2 separate regions of the Homo sapiens genome follow, and region 2 is linked to region 1. The links are chromatin contacts, found by Hi-C or POLR2A ChIA-PET in ENCODE. All regions are on one chromosome and are shown on one strand. The core of a region is the stretch at or near the end of the contact, and the rest is flanking DNA. Distances in the headings are between cores, read along the strand shown. Region 1 holds the start of OIP5 (Opa interacting protein 5). Region 2 holds the start of KNSTRN (kinetochore localized astrin (SPAG5) binding protein).

Evidence for each region. A loop is a pair of places that touch in the nucleus more often than their neighbours do. ChIA-PET counts read pairs that join two places held with the same protein, here RNA polymerase II (POLR2A). Pooled maps may share reads with other maps.
Region 2: a loop to region 1 is called in a pooled map, with 7 times the contacts of the local background. The contact joins the promoter of KNSTRN here to the promoter of OIP5 in region 1. A Hi-C loop is called at or near these places in 4 of 50 pooled maps. POLR2A ChIA-PET finds 5 or more read pairs at or near these places in 2 of 52 experiments (activated CD4-positive, alpha-beta T cell and activated T-cell).

What each region holds. Positions count from the first base shown.
Region 1 is chr15:41,329,914-41,337,222 of GRCh38, reverse strand. It overlaps OIP5 (Opa interacting protein 5), which reads left to right and starts at 4,632. Exons shown (of 5, transcript NM_007280.2): 1 at 4,632-4,983; 2 at 5,242-5,308. The coding sequence starts at 4,662. It overlaps NUSAP1 (nucleolar and spindle associated protein 1), which reads right to left and starts at 4,342. Exons shown (of 11, transcript NM_016359.5): 1 at 4,173-4,342. The coding sequence starts at 4,265. RefSeq lists enhancers at 1-484, 4,619-4,878.
Region 2 is chr15:40,381,206-40,388,563 of GRCh38, reverse strand. KNSTRN (kinetochore localized astrin (SPAG5) binding protein) reads right to left here and starts at 5,843. Exons shown (of 9, transcript NM_033286.4): 1 at 5,520-5,843; 2 at 5,242-5,336; 3 at 2,070-2,202; 4 at 1,358-1,405. The coding sequence starts at 5,728. RefSeq lists enhancers at 4,765-5,286, 5,352-5,521, 5,287-5,810, 5,770-5,839, 6,465-6,965.

The DNA.
Region 1 (7,309 bases), core at 3,383-5,882:
ACATAGTCAGACCTCATCTCTACTAAAATTCAAAAAAACACTGGCCAGGCAGGGTGGTCATGCCTGTAGTCCTAGCTACTCAGGGGGCTGCGGTGGGAGGATTGCTTGAGCCCGGGAGGTTGAGGCTGCAGTGAGTCCTGATTGTGCCACTGCACTCCAGAGAACTCCAGGCTGGCTGACAGAGCAAGACCCTGTCTCAAAAAAAAAAAAAAAAAAAAAAAAAGAAAAGGAAAGGAAAAAAAGGGGGGGATTTGGTGGTTGAACGATAAGGCAGTTTTCTGTTGATTGCATCTATTTTCCCATGACCTATGAGGTAAAGTCATCAAGGGAGGGAAGGGAACCAAGTTGAGTCAAGATGATAAAAAGTAATTATCCTCAAAAGTAGGAAAGTTCATGACTAAGAAGAAAATGGGCCAGGTGTGGTGGCACGTGCCTGTAATCCCAGCTACTTAGGAGGCTGAGGTGGGAGGATGTCTTGAACCTGAGAGGTTGAGGCTGCAGTGAGGCCTGATTGTGCCACTGCAGCCTAGGCAACAGAGCGAGACCTTATCTCAAAAAAAAAAAAAAAAAAAAACCAAAAGGAGGAGGATCAAATGCCCATATTAAGGTTTAGCGTTGCATATTTAAAATAAGTTCGCTCAACAAAGTTAGGTGTTTTCTCCAACTAGAGTTAGCTGCAGAGGTATAGGCAAAGATTAAGCACATAGCTGGGTTTAATCAGGCTTGGGTTTTGCCAGGTGAGTATAGGGAGGTGCAAGGAAGTGGAAATAGTGCCAGTGTTTGTAATTTAAGCTCGCAAGAAAGGAAGTGAGGGCATGAGTGACAACAGGACCAGTCGCCCCACTAACATTAATAACTGGCTCCTTCAAATTGCTATACCATTAAGAGAAGTCTCTCAAAAGAGGGAATATTATCTCCTATATATTTATTATTATTATTATTATTATTATTATTTTTAGACGGAGTTTCGCTCTTGTTGCCCAGGCTGGAGTGCAATGGTGTGATCTTGGCTCACTGCAGCGTCTGCCTCCCTGGGTTCAAGCAATTCTCCTCTCCTGCCTCAGCCTCCCGAGTAGCTGGGATTACAGGTGCCCCCTGCCACGCCTGGCTAAATTTTGTATTTTTAGTATAGATGGGGTTTTGCCATGCTGGCCAGTCTGGTCTCAAACTCCTGACCTCAGGTGAGACACCTGCCTTGGCCTCCCAAATGCTGGGATTACAGGTGCAAGCCACCATGCCCGGCCATAAATTTATTTTTAATAATATCATACTAGTAAAATTATCAAGATTTGATTAAAATAAAACATTACAATTTAAATAAATTTTACTAGTACAAATATACTAGTATACATAAAAATATAGTATATTTAGTATATTTATATTTATACTGGTATAATATAGTATATTTAGTATATTTATACCAGTATAATATAGTATATTAGTATATTTATACCGGTATAAATATAGCATATTTAGTATATTATACCGGTATAAATATAGTATATTTAGTATATTTATACTAAACATACATACTATATTTAGTATATTTATATTTAGTATATTTATATATTTAATATATTTATATATAGTATATTTAGTATATAGTATATTAAGTATAGTATTTATATTTATTTATAGTATAATATATTTAGTATATTAAATATATTTAGTATACATATTAGTATATATAGTATATTTAGTATATAGTATATCTATACTAAATATATATACTAATACACACTAAATACTAAATATGTAAATTTAGTATATTTATATAGTATATTTATAGTATATTTATCTAGTACATATAGTATATTAATATAGTATATTTAGTATATATAGTATATTTATATATTTAGTTTATTTTAGTGTATTTAGTATATTTAGTATCCTAGTATATTTATATATACTAGTATATATATTATATATTTATACTAGTAATAATATATATAGTATATACTAGTATAAATTATAAATTTTATTAGCATAATTATACTAGTATATTTATGCTAGTAAAATTTATTTAAATTGTAGTGTTTCATTTTAATCAAATCTTGATAATTTCTCAGAGCAATTTATTAATTTTTTTGCTATGTACTAAAATTTCAAAAGGCAATTGACTTAATGAGCTCTTAGGTTGTACCAAGTTAATAATTTAAAACATCTTATTATGGAAAATTTCAAACCTAAAAAAGTAGAGAGAATAGTGCAATCCCCCCATGTACCTATCTCCAGTTTCAGTAATTATTAACATTCTTCTGTTCTTACTTCATCTAGTTTCCCTCTCTTTTTCCTTGAGTATTTTACAGCAAATTTTACAGGTATCATAACATTTCACCTATAAATACTTGATTCACATATAAATACTTGATATGGGCCAGGCGTGGTGGGTCACGCCTGTAATCCCAGGACTTCGGGAGGCCGTGGCGGGAGGATCGCTTGAGCCCAGGAGTTCAAGACCAGCCTGGGCAAGATGGTGAAACCCTATCTCTACTAAAAATACACACACACACACACAGCCAGGCAGATAAAGGAGAAAGAAGGTGATCTGAGGCTAGAGGGTCAAAATGAGCAATGGGACAAAGATAGATAAAAGTGCCAAGTGTTCAGGGATGCAGCCTTGGATAAAAGATTCTAGCTAGGCAGCAAAAAAGCCTAAGGAATTTAGGCTGAGATATTAAGGCTTTGTTTACGAAGTATAGAGGAGCCACTAACCACTACAGCCCAGAAATATCCCCAAGGAAAACCCTTTGGTCATTCAGCCCCAACAGGCACTTAGGCCCTGATTATTTTGTTTAAACAATTTAGGTCGGGTGGGGTGGCTCACGCCTGTAATCCCAGTACTTTGGGGGCTGAGGCGGGCGGATCAGGAAGTCAGGAGTTCGAGACCAGCCTGACCAACATGGTGAAACCCCATCTCTACTAAAAATACAAAAATTAGCCAGGCGTGGTGACACGCGCCTGTAATCCCAGCTACTCAGGAGGCTGAGGCAGGAGAATCGCTTGAACCCAGGAGGCGGAGGTTGCGGTGAGCCGAGATGGCGCCACTGCACTCCAGCCTGGGCGACAGAGCAAGACTCCGTCTCAAAGAAAAAACAAACAAACAAACAAATAAAAAAAAAATTGTGACGATTGATTTAAGCATTTACTCACTGTCAGTATCACAGCCTGCAGGAGAAACCTCCAGAGTATATAGCAGTATTATGTGGGAAGTCTCAACTATTAACAAAATATATAAAACCGCTATCCTACATTAAATCCCCAAATCTTCTTCTAACATCTTGGGTTTTTTGTTTGTTTTTGTTTTGTTTGAGACTGAGTCTCTCTCTGTCACCGAAGTTGGAGTGCAGTGGTGCGATCTTGGCTCACTGCCACCTCGGCTTCCCAGGTTCAAGCGATTCTTCTGCCTCAGCCTCCCAAGTAGCTGGGATCACAGGCAAAAAGCTTGGATCACAGGCGTGTGCCACCACGCCCGGCTAATTTTTTAAGGGCCAGGCTGGTCTCGAACTCCTGACCTCAGGTGATCCGCCTGCCTCGACCTCCCAAAGTGCTGGGATTACAGGCGTGAGCCACAGCGCCGGGCCAACTCTCCAAACATCTTGTAGCCTCGGAGTCAAAGACCTTACTGGTTTTGATAGAGACCATCAACCCAACAGTCATCAATAAAAATTTACCCAAGGAGGTGCTCCCCTAAAAGTCGATTTTTTTTTTCTGACAGGTCCATCAATAAAGTATCAAGAGATTATCGGCAATATTACAAATCACTGGAGTCTGTTTGGGGTTTTCCAGAAGCTGAGCCAATTATTTACTTAATTGTCTAACGATTAACGACACCCCTTGTGCTTTCTGGGCCTGAGTTTCGTAATCGACGCCCTGAGAGGTATACAGTAATTTCAAAACAAAACAAAACAAAAAACAATAAACCATCCCTCGGAATAGAGCTTATCATGTGAGCACCCAGACAAGCCAGCTTCAAAATGAGGTGAAAACTACAGTTCCTCTTCCGTTTATCAGAGTTCTAACTGGGACTACCGTGAACCACATCTACTGCCCGAGGGGCAGGGAGAGCTGCCTCAGTCCCGGGCTTCCCTCTCGGTCCCTTCGCACCGCATCTCCCCGAGGCCGCTATTCCCGCCGCGCCCGCCCAGGGACCCGCACCGCCAGCGCCGTACCCTCAGGTTGGCCCGGAGACCCAGACTCTTGGCTAAGTTCTGCAGGTCACTGTACTTGAGGGAGTCCAGCTCCTCTAGAGAGGGGATGATCATCGCGATTCGAAATCCCGGCGATACTCGGAAGATGGATCACCAAACTTCGTCAGCGCGGTTCAAATCCCTGGCGCCACTCTTAACTTTGACTAGGCAGAAATTTATAGACAGTTTAAATGAAGAATGCCGCGCTTCCATTGGTTGAAAATGCCTCAAAGGCGGGGTTTCTAACCCTGACCAATAGAAAGGCTGATTTCCCGTCCCAACAGAGGCGCGCTTTTTTCACACTTCACGAATACGCAGGCGCCAAAGGGCCTGTAACGCCTGTTCAGGTAACGAGTGCGCGGACTCGGACTCCAGTGCTTGGATTGCCCATGATGTCCAATGAGGACGCAGGAGCTGTGCTTGGGGCGGGGCCTGGCGTGTATTCGAAAGGAAGGCGCCGGCTGCGGGAAGATGGCGGCTCAGCCGCTGCGGCATCGCTCACGTTGTGCAACGCCGCCCCGGGGGGACTTTTGTGGTGGCACTGAGAGGGCGATTGACCAAGCTTCTTTTACGACCTCCATGGAGTGGGATACGCAGGTGGTGAAGGGGTCCTCGCCGCTCGGCCCCGCAGGGCTGGGGGCTGAGGAGCCAGCCGCCGGCCCGCAGCTGCCGTCTTGGCTGCAGCCTGAGAGGTGCGCTGTGTTCCAGTGCGCACAGTGTCACGCAGTGCTCGCCGACTCGGTGCACCTCGCCTGGGACCTGTCGCGGTCCCTCGGGGCCGTGGTCTTCTCCAGTGAGTGCAGTGAAGCGTTCGGGAAAGGCAGAGGCTAGCCCGAGAGGGTGTTCCCGCTTTCTCCACCGGGTGGCGGAGAACCACCTGGGGAAGAAAACGGGATGAAAAGTTGGAAGCAAATAACTCCTTGGCCTGGGGATGGGGCAGGGAATCGGGGAGTCTCCTGATATTTACGGCCAGGATGAGTCTGTCTAGAGGAGAGATTTTCCATTTCAAGGCCCGCAGAGTATGGGTTCTGACCCGTGTTTGTCTTCCTAGGAGTTACAAATAACGTCGTTTTGGAAGCGCCCTTCCTAGTTGGCATTGAAGGTTCACTCAAAGGCAGGTACGTATTGATAATTACATTGGTCTCTAGTCCCTGACTTTATGAGACTGAGGATCGTGGAACTGACATGTACGAGGAGAAAACAGTTTGGGATGCTGCTTTTACCTGTTTGACTCTTATATGAACTTGATGTATTAATGAAATGAAAAAGTTGTATTTGTGTATTGGTTTTAGGATCTTCCTGAGGGCCACTTCTCCCAGGTGGCTTGTACAAGTGAAGTGAGGCTAAGAAAGATGTATCTAGTAGTGGACAAAAGAAAAAAATAACCTTTTGGTTTACAGTGAGAATAACATACTATAAACTACAATCCTTTTAGATATTAGAACTTTTTGATACAGGGTCTTGCTCTCGCCCAGGCTGGAGTGCACTGGTGCGCTCATAGCTCACTACAGCCCCTACCTTCCTGGCTCAAGCTATCCTCCCAACCTCACCCTCCGGAGTAGCTGGGACTACAGGCACACAGCACCACTCCCGGCTAATTTTTAAATTTTTTGTAGAGGCCTTAGTATGTTGCCCACGCTTGATATTAGAACTTTTAAGTTTGCGATTATGGTTAGTTTGTAATAAGCTATGCCAGGGCTAATTCTTCAGTAACCCCAGAAACTGGAGAAAAACACAACTAGAATGTTATGTACTTGAATACTGCCTGGTAAACTTTGCGACCTGCCTGTACTATGATTTACAAGTGACAATAAAGTAGTCAGTGAATTTGGTATTGCAAGGCTCCTCAATTTTGAGTTTTGGCTTTAACATTGAGACAATTCATTTCATTCTGACCAGTTTGATTCAACGTTACGGTTAAAATATAGGAATTCTTAGTTGCTTTGTCCAGTAACCAGGAAGATTTCTGCAGCTTGGACAAACTTCAAAAACGGAGTTAGACCCACAGCTCCCTTTCTTTTTCCTGAATAAAAGACACTCCCTATCGCTATAGGAGTCCCCTTCCCACCCAAAGGGGACAAAGCAAGAAGGAGCAATTGCCTGCTTGGAATTGGGTGTATTCTGGGGCCAGAGGCAGAAGGTTCCTGAATGTGCTCTTGGAGAGGAGGCTAATGAATCTAGACCCGTGCTGTCCTATACTGTAATCACTAGTCATATGTAGCTATTATATATTATTAAATCTGCATTGAGATATGCTGTGAACACAGAATACACACTGGATTTCAAAGACTTAGTACAGAAAAATTAATCATTTACAAATACTGATTACGGGCCGGGCGTGGTGGCTCACACCTGTAATCACAGCACTTTGGGAGGCCGAGGCGGGCGGATCACAAGGTCAGGAAATCGAGACCATCCTGACTAACACGGTGAAACCGTGTCTCTACTAAAAATACAAAAAATTAGCCAGGCATAGTGGCGGGCGCCTGTAGTCCCAGCTACTCAGGAGACTGAGGCAGGAGAATGGCGTGAACCCGGGAGGCGGAGCTTGCAGTGACCGAGATTGCGCCACTGCATTCCAGCCTGGGCGACAGACTCCGTATCAAAAAAAAAAAAAAAAAAATACTGATTACGGCTGGGAGCGGTGGCTTACGCCTATAATCCCAGCACTTTTGGGAGGCCATGACAGGCAGATCACCAGAGGTCGGGAGTTCGAGACCAGCCTGACCAAAATGGAGAAACCCTGTCTCTACTAAAAATACAAAATTAGCCGGGCATGGTGGCACATGCCTGTAATCCCAGCTAGGCTGTAATCCCAGGAGGCTGAGGAGGGAGAATCGCTTGAACCCGGGAGGTGGAGGTTGTGGTGAGCCGAGTTCACGCCATTGCACTCCAGCCTGGGCAACGAGAGCGAAACTCTGTCTTAAAAAAAAAAATTGATTACATGGTGAAATGACATTTTTGATATATTGGGTTAAATAAAATATTTAAAAACTAATTTCACCTGTTTTTATTTTATTTTTTAAAGCAAAATTAGGCCAGGCGCCGTGGCTGATGCATGTAATCCCAGCACTTTGGGAGGCCAAGGCGGATGGATCACGAGGTCAGGAGTTCAAGAC
Region 2 (7,358 bases), core at 4,594-7,093, 950 kb after region 1:
GCCACCATGCCTGGCTAATTTTTTGTATTTTTAGTAGAGACGGTGAAACACCATAGTTAACCAGGATGGTCTCCTGACCTTGAGATCCACCCGCCTCGGCCTCCCAAAATCCTGGGATTACAGGCGTGAGCCACTGCGCCGGCCCTTAAAGGCATTCTTAAGCCACAAACAATAGCATGAGCAATCTGTGTCTTAAGAGCGTGTTCCTGCTGCAGTTAACTAGCCCAACCTATTCCTTTAATTCAGCCCATCCATTTCCCATAAGGGATACTTTTAGTTAATTTACTATCTATAGAAACAATGCTAATGACTGGTTTGCTGTTAATAAATACGTGGGCAAATCTCTGTTCGGGGCTCTCAGCTCTGAAGGCTGTGAGACCCCTGATTTCCCACTTCACACCTCTATATTTCTGTGTGTGTGTCTTTAATTCCTCTAGCGCCGCTGGGTTAGGGTCTCCCCGACCAAGCTGGTCTCAGCAACCAATATTAGAGTTTTTTCTTAAAGTTCTCAGTCTTTTTTGCTAGTATTTTGTCTTCAAAACTTTTTTATTTTTGTAAGTCAGAGTCTTGCTCTGTCACCCAGGCTGGAATGCAATGACGTGATCTTGGCTCACTGCAATCTCTGCCTCCCGGGATGAAGTGATCCTCCTGCCTCAGCCTCCTGAGTAGCTGGGATTACAGACATGCGCCACCATGCCTGGCTAATTTTTGTATTTTTAGTAGAGATGGGGTCCCATCATGTTTCCCAGGCTAGACTCGAACTCCTGACCTCAGGTGATCCACCCACCTTGGCCTCCCAAAGTGTTGCGATTACAGGTGTGAGCTGGTGTGCCCTGCTGTCTTCAAAACTTTTAAGATATGCCCAAATAATAGATCTGGAACTAAAACCTATTTGTACAGACTTTTCAGCTTATTATTTCTATTTCTGATAGTGCAAAACTTCCAAACTAGCCTCAAAGATGAGACATGAATCCTTCTCCAGGTTTTCACCACCACCACCACCAGAATCTTCATCTCGAGATCACTAACTACATACACCCAGCCCTTCCTCTCCTGAAGGCTTTACCCTCCTGTTGATGGGCCATAGCTAAGTGTGATTTCCAATCAGCAGTGGTCCTGGCGTGGAGTCCAAAAAGCTCTTGCTTGAGACACAAGATAGTAGCACCAGTGATTCTTGCACTGACAATGGTTCTTACACCTAGCTGTGCCTCACCCCTGAAAATTCCACTCAGGTTCCTGAGGTGGAACCCAGACCCTAACACAGTAAACAAGTCCCACAAATGATTCTGATGCAGAACCAAGGATTGAGATCCACTACCCTAGAATAGTGGCCAAGTTGATTTACCCTGATGCTCACCCTTTTCTGACATTCCTTCTGGTGGCAGTGTCAGTAGCTTTCATTTGCCTAGGAGGGCAGAAACAAAGAAATGAATCAGAGACTTACAGTACTGTTAAGTGTGCTGTGAACAGGCAGAACAAAGAGCTTGAGTTTCTGAGGAAAGAACCAGACATAAAAGGCAAATGGCACAAGCTTAAGAGCTCTGAGAGACTATGCATTACTGCTTCGGCACAGATTATTGAAAAGGCTTTTTAGTAGCAAAGGGGCATGCCTCCGACCACCCTAACAACCTGACAGAGCTGTTCCTCTCAAGATGGCGTGGCTATCTCATGTCAACCTCACTCACCTGGAACTGACTGCTGGCTGGGGACATACACACACACTAGGGCTGGACTGTGTGGTCAGAGCAGCAACCTAGGATAACAACTAGTCCCCACCCTGCATGACTACCCCTCAGGGTTGCTGTATGACTACAGTGCTGCCACTTGTATGCTCAGAGCAAGCGATGAAAGAGGAAAGAACACCTCTTATAACTCTGGCTGTGTCTCTTCAGAAAGATCAACACAGAGGGTTCTGGCACAGAGCTCAGCAATGCTGCACTGCTCTGGGCCACTGATTGAAGGCCAGTTGTTCAGGAGACTTGTGTTGTCCAAAACTCTGTTTTCTAATTCTTTGTATTGAGCAATTTCTAGGAAGATGTTCTAACTGGATACTAATGATCCGTTCTCACCCATTCTCTCGTCTCAGTTTGGTGATTTTTGTAACATCATTCTCTGGACCTCCTGAATGAAGCTGTTTGGAAACATCGACTTCTTTGGACCTAACAGGTAAGAGACTCTTAGAAGTGGCCCGAGTTTGTGTGTCTGCAAAGGAAAATGAGAGGTAAAGCTTCTGGCATCATGACCCGACAGTTGCAACCCTGTAACAAACAGAGCCCCATTCGAAGTTGTCATAAATCTTTATTTTACTTTATTTTAAAAAGTATTATTTATTTTTTTGAGACAGAGTCTTGCTCTGTGGCCCAGGCTGGAGTACAGTGGTGTGATCTTGGCTCACTGCAACCTCCACCTCTTGGGTTCAAACGATTCTCCTGCCTCAGCCTCCCGAGTAGCTGGACTATAGGCACCTCAAATATGTTTTAAAATTTTAAAAATAGAGACAGGGTCTCACTATGTTGCCCAGCCTGGTCTCGAACTCCTGGGCTCAAGCAATCCTCCTGCCTTGGCCACTCTGGCGTGAGCCACGATGCCTGGCCAAATCTTTATTTTCATTCTGGCAAATTTCAACATGTGAAGATTAATTCAAAAGAATAAAACTTCCAGGCTAATTGGCAATAAAAACCAAAATTATTTAAACGTGACAGTACAGCATGTTTGAGGGTAGCCAAAAGTTTCATTGAACTGAAAGGTGTAGGCTGTAAAAGTGAACATGGAGATGGACACCAGCAGAGAGCAGGGTGGAAGTTAGCAGGTAAAACATGCCTGAATCCTTGTACCATCTCATTAAGCTCCTCCAAGCACTCTGCACACTCTCCTAAGGCATGACTGAGCTGCTCTGAGTTTTTTTAAACCGTTACTTCGTTGTTTTTACTAGAATGTCTTCCTAACCATTCTAAGGCATCTTTGTGTCCCCATCACCTAGGAAAGTATCTGGCATATGAACAGGGGTTCAATAACTGCTTGTTGAATAAATGAAACACTTCACAGTTCCATGGGTTGTTTCACAGACCATCTCTAAACCACCTGTCTGGTCCCTTCCTCTTCCATGCTGCCTGCCTCTACCACTAGCCCTTTTGTTTACCCTTTGTTAAGTTTAGAGTTTCCCTATTAGGCATTCTAATCTGATCTTCTTGCCAGATAACCAGAGAAATGGCCCTGCCATAACACTCTTCTTCCCCAAAGGAGAGCATTTTCCTCTATCCTTGTGCCAGCCCCGCAACCACACAATCTATCATTTGTGTTCTACAGCAAATTCAAGTAACTTATCTGGAGTTAAGCACCCCCACCCTCACATGCAGGCTTTTCTGGACTTACTCTCACTTTGTTCACTGTAAAATGGCCCCTTTAAGTTTGACCTAACTTAAGAGCCATTACAATCAAATCAAATTGAAGAAATGCAGTACAAATGAAGTATTAAAAGGGTTCTTTCTGAGGTGTCTGTCTGAAGAAAAAGGTAATCTTGGAGGAATATCATCTTCTCCTCTCTCAAGTATTAGTAAGTTTTAAACAATAACAAATCTACTCCATGTAAAATGGAGTTAACAGTCAATTGATCAAAATTAACACTCTTCATTGACTAGAATTGGTTCCAATAATTTGTATTTGCTAAAATCTAGGATTGCACTGTAGGAAAAATTCAGTAGGATTTAACAAAGCTGTCTCTTAAAAATGGGAGACACTGGGAGAGGAACTGGATGGCTGGTGTCAAGGAAGGGAAGGAAACTTGTTTATCATTGTATATGGTTTTCCACCTTTTTTTTTTTCACATGTGCATATATTACTTATCCAGCCCACGCTCAAAATCAAAACAAAAATCCTGGGAGGCAGCCTAAAAATTTGAAACTGTTCCAGTTACATATGATCATAAAGCTGGGACAGAGATAGAAATCAAAGAGATGAACACTTCCAACTTGGCTGAGAGAGCTAGTCACTGCCCACTGACTCAGGGGCACCGCATCTAAGGGAAAGACACAGCAGCTGAGAGACCTGGCTCCAGTTCTTCCAGCAACTCCTAGTCCCCGCTGGTGCCAGGATTACCATTCAGGTGTTCTGCGGCAACACAAGACAACAAACAACCCATTAAGCCTTTGGAGAAAAGCCTATTTACTTCAGAGCTCAATCTTTTTTTTTTTGAGACGGAGTCTCGCTCTGTCGCCCAGGCTGGAGTGCAGTGGCGCAATATCGGCTCACTGCAAGCTCCGCCTCCCGGGTTCACGCCATTCTCCTGCCTCAGCCTCCCAAGTAGCTGGGACTACAGGCGCCCGCCACCACGCCCGGCTAAGTTTTTGTATTTTTTAGTAGAGACGGTGCTTCACCGTGTTAGCCAGGATGGTCTCCATCTCCTGACCTCGTGATCTGCCCACCTCGCCCTCCCAAAGTGCTGGGATTACAGGCGTGAGCCACCGTGCCTGGCCACTTCAGCGCTCCATCTTGCCAAGGTTTATGTACCAGCTGAGTGGAATCATCTGGGAAGGGATCATAAATAGCTACTCCATAATCTCCCACAACAGTTTTCTGATGTCTGAAGCTTACTCTGTACTATAATCTCTAGATTAGGCAGTTCCCCGACTGCAGACCCCATGAGATGACTTTCAACCACAAGCAAAGCAACACAAAGCAGATGGCAAAGCAATTAAAAACTATTTTTAATCATGTCTCTCTCTTCGCCCAAGTTTCTCAAATACTGTGCCTAGGTCTAACCCCTCTCTCCCACTTCACTCAACAAACGTGTATTGAGAATGTGGTAATGAGAAACACGGTGCAGATATAAAGGTGAACAAAGAACCCTAAGTATCCCACTTCTCAAATGATTCTCCTCTTTCCTCCCTGAAAACAAACCCAATCCCTCAAGATAGCCCAAGTCTGGAAATAAGACGATAACCGATTAGAAGGGGATTCCTAGCTTAATGGGAATAACATTGTACAATAACCAACAACTTGAATCTAACTGATGAATACAGTACACATGCGGGCAGAAAAGTGCAGAGCACGTCTAAAATCCTACCACATGGTCCTTCCCTTAACTCCCATCATAAACCTACATAGCCTGGTTATAGGGGGCTCACAGGTTTTCAGGGCCGACGGGACGCCCTTCCCCGTGCCCGCGCCACCCATTCGATCTCCACACTCCCGAGACCATCCCCGGCCAGGCCGCAGTGCCCCGGGCGTGGCTTGGACCCTCACCTGCCGGCTGGCCGCCGCTCAGCGCAGAGGGGGGCTGCAGGCTATACACTGTCTTAACCACACTGGTCATCGTAACGAGGCGGCACGGCTGAACCCTGGAAGGTACAGGATGAATGTTACCCAGCGCTGGGCCACTGGGCCCGAGAGAGTGGAGGGCCCGGGGATAGCGCGACCCGACAGGCCCCGGCTCGGGGTTGGAAAAGAGAAAATCCTCCTTTCCCAGCTCATTCCGTCCTTCCTCCCATCCAGCCCAGTCCCTCGCCCCGGGAGAGCCGAACCCAGGAGCCCGCCGGTCCTGCCCGCAGTCCTTCTCGCTCTCGTTTAAAAGATTCCCTGCAGCAACTGTCGTGCCACCGGCTAAGTCGGCCGCCTGGGTTTCAAATAGAAACTTCCGGTAGCTAGGCGGAAGTGGGTGGGAATCGCACTCTGTAGACAGCCATGTTGTACGGAAAACTCTGTCCAGGGGCGGGGCTTCGGGAGCCGCCATACTGTACGGAAGGTTCGCTCAGAGGCCAGAGCCAGACCTAGCGAAAGGTGTTGGAGCCCCCAGGTCTGGGCAGAGGAGGAGGGTGATGCAATTTGTAGGCTTGAATGGAGCTAATGAGCTACCAGCGTCATATTCCGGGATGGAGACGCAAACGTGGCGACATTTAGGGTCCATGTCACAATCCTCTTTATTTAGTTTGGGATTGTTAGGGATATTGCCAGGAGCACAGGTTATTTGGATGAAAACTACACGTTACAGGTGGAGAGTGGCAGGTGAGGCTTGAAGAAAAGGACCTATGGGCTGAGATACCTGAGGCACCTACCTGAGGTCCTAATTTTAATAGCACTTATCCAGATTTTCAGTAGTGATTCAAAGCTACTCCCAATAAACAGGGTAGCTTCCATTACTAAATGCACTAGCTCATTCATTTCATCTGGCATTTATTGAGTACCTGCTGATTACCCAACAGTGTTCTCAGTGGGTGGAAGGGAGTGAGGGAGGGCAAATATCAAGATTGACCTTGGCTCTGCCCTCCTGGAGTTTACAACTTAGAAAACAGACAGTGAACAAATAATCACATAAATAAATATATATTTACGGATTGTGGTGAAATTGTGAAGAAGGCTGGGCACAGTGGCTCACAGCTGTAATTATAGCACTTTGGGAGGTGGAGGCGGGTGAATTGCTTGAGTCCAGGAGTTTGAGACCACCCTGGGCGACATGGTGCAACCCCGTCTCTACAAAAAATACAGAAATTAGCCAGGTGTCGTGGCATGCTCCTGTAGTCCCAGCTACCCTGGAGGCTGAGGTGGGGGAATTATGTGACCCTGGGCGGGGCAGAGGTTGCAGTGAGCGGAGATCGCGCCACTGCACTTCACCCTGGGTGACAGAGCGTGATCTCAAAAATCAAACCAAAACACACACACTATGAAGAAAAAGTACAAAATCGTATAAGATAGAAAAGCAGGGAAACTTAGATTATATTGGGGGCTCAGGGAAGACCTCTCTGAGATGATGTTTGATTAAGGAAGGAGAGGGAGTTAATTTCATTGGGGAAAGGGGAAAATGCAAAGTCCCAAGGCAGAAATGGGTTCTTCTATAGGCACAGAAAGATAGGAAGAGAGTGGTACAGATAAAGCTGGAGAAATAAGCAGTCAAAAGACAGATTTTACAGGCCAAGGTATAGAGATTAGATTTTATCTAAAAGTAATGGAAAGCCACTGAAGTATTATAGCAGGAGAGTGTCATCCAATTTATATTTTATTTTATTTTATTATTATTTTTTGAGACAGGGTCTCACTCTGTTGCCCAGGCTGGAGTGCAATCATAGTTCACTGCAACCTTGAACTCCTGGGCTCAGGAGATCCTCCCACCTCGGCCTCCTGAGTAGCTAAGACTAAAGGTGCCTGCCACCAGACCCAGCTAATTTTTGTAGAGATGGGGTCCTGCTATGATGCCCAGGCTGGTCTTAAACCCCTGGCCTCAAATGATCCTCCCACTTCAGCCTCCCAAAGTGTTGGAATTACAGGCATGAGCCACTGTACCTGGCTCAATTTATATATACTTTATATATATATTCTTTTCTTTCTTTTTTTTTTTGGAGACGGAGTCTCACTCTGTTGCCCAGGCT